Linked DNA regions of Homo sapiens: region 1 is linked to region 2. A link is an interaction called in ENCODE POLR2A ChIA-PET data of the cell type or tissue named here. Cell type or tissue: GM12878. All regions are shown on one strand. Links, peaks and the distances in the headings refer to the core of each region. The heading gives the core; the rest is flanking DNA. Region 1 overlaps LOC105374218 (a long non-coding RNA gene). Region 2 has its middle 37 kb from the start of FNDC3B.

Evidence for each region. ChIA-PET counts read pairs that join two places held together with the same protein. Peaks named below come from ENCODE experiments on the same cell type or tissue, not always from the same donor. Only the 100,000 strongest peaks of a DNase experiment are listed, where the experiment ranks them.
Region 1: POLR2A ChIA-PET joins it to region 2 with 5 read pairs; 3 of 35 experiments call an interaction of 5 or more read pairs at or near these places.

What each region holds. Positions count from the first base shown.
Region 1 is chr3:171,917,434-171,920,252 of GRCh38, forward strand. All of the region lies in intron 2 of LOC105374218 (a long non-coding RNA gene), which reads left to right. Among named protein-coding and RNA genes, the nearest start is that of TMEM212-AS1, 18 kb to the left of the region's middle. In GM12878, for the core only: no CTCF peak of the experiment used is centred there; a DNase peak (open chromatin) is centred at 1,424.
Region 2 is chr3:172,001,283-172,004,101 of GRCh38, forward strand. No RefSeq gene overlaps it. Among named protein-coding and RNA genes, the nearest start is that of FNDC3B, 37 kb to the right of the region's middle. In GM12878, for the core only: no CTCF peak of the experiment used is centred there; no DNase peak of the experiment used is centred there.

The DNA.
Region 1 (2,819 bases), core at 102-2,601, 84 kb before region 2:
TCAAGCGATTCTAGTGCCTCAGCCGGACACTGCCACACCCAGCTGATTTTTGTATTTTTAGTAGAGACGGGGTTTCACTATGTTGGCCAGGCTGGTCTCGAACTCCTGCCCTCAGGTGATCTGCCCACCTCTACCTCCCAAAGTGCTGGGATTACAGGCATGAGCCACCATGCCTGGCCTAAGTATACCATTTTTAGATTACATGAGAAAAAGAACAAACTACCTGCATATGCAAAACCATGGATGAATTTCATCAATGTAATGTTGAGCAAGAGAAACCAGACTCAAAAAATAGGACAATGGTTGAGTCCTTCAAGAAACAGATGCCAAATTTGAGTTAGAAGTGCGAAAGATTTGCTGGGAATATAAGTGGACATGGAAAGCCATTAAGCCTGACATTTAGAGGGTGAAGGATGGAGAATTGGGTAGAAAGGGCCTCAGCCTCCAGTACAGCTCTGGGAAAGTCTTTTCCAGTGCAATGAGAAGCTTCAATACAAAGTTATCCATATAGGAATCACTCACTGGCCAGAAATGGGAAGTCTTTATACCATATCCATGCTCAATCATTGACTGCTGCTACCCAGAGAGCACATTGTCATGTCTCGAAAGCCAAGACAGATGCTGAAGCTCATACATTTGGAGACTGTTTACCAACTGCAGTCTCTTATAACAGATTCTCTCTTGAAGGAGATCTGAGCAATACACCTCTATGACTGCCACAGGTACATTCTGTGCACAGGTACATTCTGATTGCAATTACATGAAGTCTAAAGCTGTCACATATAATCTGCAGTGACAGAGGTCAGAAGAGCTTGGGGATTTGACTAGGGAAGGGCAAGAGGGACCCTGTTGGGTTGCAGGAAATATTTTCTTTCTATATCTGGATAGTGATTATATGAATATATACATACTTTAAAATTCAATAAGCCGTACACTTAACGTTATGATATGTAAGTTACAGTCTTACTAAAAAAGGGTGGAGATGTAGGAAAGAGGTGCCTTTCCAGGTTTATACATGGTCCTGACTCCCTGAAGTTGTTAGATTAAGAAACTAGTCACAATCCTCCTTTTCAGATTTAAGAGATCCCTAAAAGTATTCCCCCAAAAAGAAGGAAGAGGTTTTTAAAAATCCCTTCGCCTGCTTTTGTGGGGGAGATAACTAGAACAAATTTTCATTGCTTAATTATAAATAAACAGAAAACTCTCACATAGCTAGGGCTAGGTTTAGCTGTGACAGAAAACCCAAAATAATACTAACTTAACCAAGATGAAATTTAGTTCACTGTCATCTAAAAGAAGTTCAAAAGCAGGCAGTTGAGAGCTGCTACAGTGCTCAATAGTGTCAAGGACCTGGGATGCTTCTATTTTACTATTCTGCCATCCTTGGCACTTGGTTTCTACCTCACTGTGGAAGAAGGCTGCTTGAGCTATAGTCATTACATCTGAATTCCAGCTACAAGAAAATATGGCAAAAAGGCACTCCTCTTTCTATTTAAAGACACTCCTCAGAAGTTGTACATAGCATATCTATTTATATCCCTTTGGCTGAAACTTAGTTTTTGTTTGGTTTGGTTTTTGTTTTGAGGCAGAGTCTCGCTCTGTTGCCCAGGCTGGAGTGCAGTGGCATGATCTTGGCTCACTGCAACCTCTGCCTCCCGGGTTCAAGCTACTCTCCTGTCTCAGCCTCTTGAGTAGCTGGGATTACAGGCATGTACCACCATGCCCAGCTAGTTTTTGTATTTTTAGTAGAGACTGGGTTTCACCATGTTGGTCAGGCTGGTCTCGAATTCCTAACCTCAAGTGATCTGCCCACCTCAGCCTCCCAAAGTGTTGGGATTACAGGCGTGAGCCCCTGGAACTTAGTTTTATGAACACATCTAGCTACCAGGGAGGCTGGAACACACAGGGACAACTAGCAGATTCTGCCATAACCCCACAGGAGAATTTGTAGTGTAAAGGAAAGAAAACATAGCATGCAAAAGGTGGAGGAAGATCAGACTATAAAAACCTATCTACTTTAGAAACATAAATTTTTAAATGCATCTATATTGTGCTCTTAATTTTCAAAATGCATGTACACTCTGAAAAAAGTGATAAAAGATAAATTGATCAGTAACAGGCAGAGTTGAGAAAAGAATTAGCTAAGCTAGAAAGGGAAATCAGGTGACTAAAAGGAGAACCAGGTGACTAAAGAAAGAACATTTTCAAAATAACTATGCAATTGTGAGACTGCGTGCTGAACTGGAAGCAGTGGAGAACAGAATTAACAAGGCAGAAAACAGAATCATTAATATGGTTGACAAGCTTAATTAATTTTCCTGTAGTAAATAAGAAAAGGAAAACAAGGCTGGGCACAGTGGCTCATGCCTGTAGTCCCAGCACTTTGGGAGGCTGAGGCGCACAGATCACGAGGTCAGGAGTTCAAGACCAGCCTGGCCAACATGGTGAAACCCTGTCTCTACTGAAAATACAAAAATTAGCTGGGTGTGGTGGTGCGCATCTGTAATCCTAGCTACTCGGGAGGCTGAGGCAGGACAATCATTTGAACCCAGGAGGCAGAGGTTGCAGTGAGTCCAGATCGCACCACTGCACTCCAGCCTGGGCAACAAAGCAAGATTAGACTCCCTCTAAAAAAAAGAAAAAAGAAAAAGAAAAATGAAAGGGAAAACAAAACCCAAAGAAAGAAAATTAGTATATCAAAGAGATATCTTCACTCCCGATGTTTACTGCAGCACTATTCACAATCGCCAACATTTGAAAGCAACCTAAGTGTCCATCAACAGATGAAAGGATAAAGAAAATGTGGTACATATACATAA
Region 2 (2,819 bases), core at 215-2,714:
ATTACAGGGTTAATTCTTGAAGAAAACGTAACAACCCGAAATATTCATGCACTTAAAAATAGAGATTCAAAACACATGAAGTAAAAATTAATTAGATGGAAAGGAAAAAAAGACACATCTACAATTACAGTGCTCAAAACTCCTCTTTCAGTATTGGACAGAATAAGCAGACAGCACTGCAACACTCACAACTTGAACAACACTAACATCACGTTTAACACTCCACTAACAACAATAAAATACACATTCTTTTTAAATGCTGATAGAACATTCACAAAGATAGATAATGTTCTGTCTTAAAAGAAGTCTCAGTAAGTTTAAAGGCATTGAAAACATACACTATATATTCTAAACCCAAACAAAATTAAATTAGAAGTCAATAAGAAAAATATTTCTGGAAACTCACCCAGTATTTAGAAATTAAACAATAAACAATACATTTCCAAATAACTCACAGAAAAAAACACAGAGGTAATTAGAGTGGAACCAATCCAACTGCCCATCAATCAATGAGTGGATAAAGAAACTGTGGTATACATATATATGATGGAATACTACTCAGCCATAAAAAAGGAATGAATTAACAGCATTTGCAGCAACCTGGATGAGACTGGAGACTATTATTCTAAGTGAAGTAACTCAGGAATGGAAAACAAACATTTTATGTTCTCACTGATACGTGGAAGCTAAGCTATGAGGATGCAAAAGCATAAGAATGATACAGTGGACTTTGGGGACTTGGGGGGAAGGTTGGGAGGGGGGCGAGGGATAAAAGACTACAAATGGGGTGCATTGAATGCTGCTTGGGTGATGGGTGCACCAAAATCTCACAGATCACCACTAAAGAACTTACTCATGTAACGAAATACCACCTTTACCCCAATAACCTATGGGAAAAAATATAATAAATAAATACAAACAAAGAAAATCACAATATATTTTAAACTGAATAAAAATGAAAACACAACATACCAAAATTTGTAGAGGACACCTAAAGGAGGATGCTGAGGGAAATTTGTAACTTTTTTTTTTTAAGACAGGGTCTCACTCTGTCACCCAGGCTGGAGTGCAATGGCACTGACACAGATCACTGCAGCCTCAGCCTCCCAGACTCAGGTGATCCTCCTACCTCAGCCTCCCAAGTAGCTGGGACTACAGGTGTGTGCCACCACTCCTAGCTAATTTTTCTAATTTTTTTTTCTTGTAGAGACAGGGTTTTGTCATGTTGCCCAGGCTGGTTTTGAACTCCTAAACTCAAGGAATCCTCCTTCCTCAGCCTCTCAAATCGCTGGTATTAGAGACATGAGCCACTGAGCCTGGCCAATGTGTAACGTTAAATGCTCAAATAATCTAAGAGTGTACTTTAAGAAACTACACAGAGAAGTAATAAAACCCAAAGTAAACAGAAAGAAAGCAGTGATAAAGCTAATAGCAGAAACAAATGAAAGAGGAAATCAGCGACATCAAAAACTGTTTTTGTTTTTCTTTTTACAAATGAGCATCTGTAAAACCCTATGGCTAACATTAAAATGATGGAAGATTATATGCTTTTCCCTTAAGACTGAGTAAAAAGCAAGGATGGCTTCTCCTTTCATTTCTATTCAACATCATTCTGGAGGTCCTAGTGAGTCATTTAAGTCCAAAAAAAAAAAAAAAAAGAAAAAGAAATAAAAGGCAAACATTGCAAAGGAAAAATTAAAGCTGTGTTTATTTACAGAGAACACAATCGTATAGCTGGAAATGTTAAGAAATCTTCAAAAACAACATTAATTCTAATAAGTGAGGTTAGCAAGTTTACTGGAAACAATGTCAATACACAAAAAATCAACTATAATACTATTAACAATTAGAAATTGAAGTTTTAAAATACCACTGATTACAGCATAAGAAACATAATATATTTGAAGATAATTTGAACAAAAGTGTACTAGACATGTACGTTGAAAACTACAAAAGACTATTAGGCCAGGTGCACTGACTCATGCCTGTAATCCCAGAACTTTGGGAGGCCAAGGCAGATGGATCAGTTGAGGTCGGTTCAAGGCCAGCCTGGCCAACACAGTGAAACCTCATCCCTACTGAAAATATAAAAATTGGCTGGGCATGGTGGTGCATGCCTGTAATCCCAGCTACTCAGAAGGATGAGATTCAAGGAGAATCGCTTGTACCTGGGAGGCAGAGGTTGCAGTGAGCTGAGATCACGTCGCTGCACTCTAGCCTGGGCCGCAGAGCAAGACTCCATCTCAAAAAAAAGAAAAAAGAAAACTGCAAAAAACTATTAAAAAATTAAAGAGGGCCAGGCTCGGTGGCTCATATCTGTAATCCCAGCACTTTGGGAGGCCGAGGCGGGTGGATCACCTGAGGTCAGTAGTTCGAGACCAGCCTGGCCAATATGGTAAAACCCCGTCTCTACTAAAAATACAAAAATTAGTTGAGCGTGGTGGCATGCGCCTGTAGTCCCAGCTACTCAGGAGGCTGAGGCAGAAGAATTGCTTGAACCCCAAAGGCAGAGGTTGCAGTGAGCTGAGATCGTGCCACTGCACTCCAGCCTAGGGGATAGAGTGAGGCTCTATCTCAAAAAAATAATAATAATAATAATTAAAGAAAACCTTTATAATCAGAGAGACATACAGTGTTAAATTGTTTATCAATATTATGATGACAATTTTCCCCAAATTAACCTATAGATTCAATGTAATGCCAATCAAAACCCCAAAAGACTTTTTGTTTTGAAGATGACAAGCTGATTATAAAATTTGTATGGAAATGCAAAAGATCTAAAACAGAAAAACTATATTGAGAAAGAAAAACAAATTTGG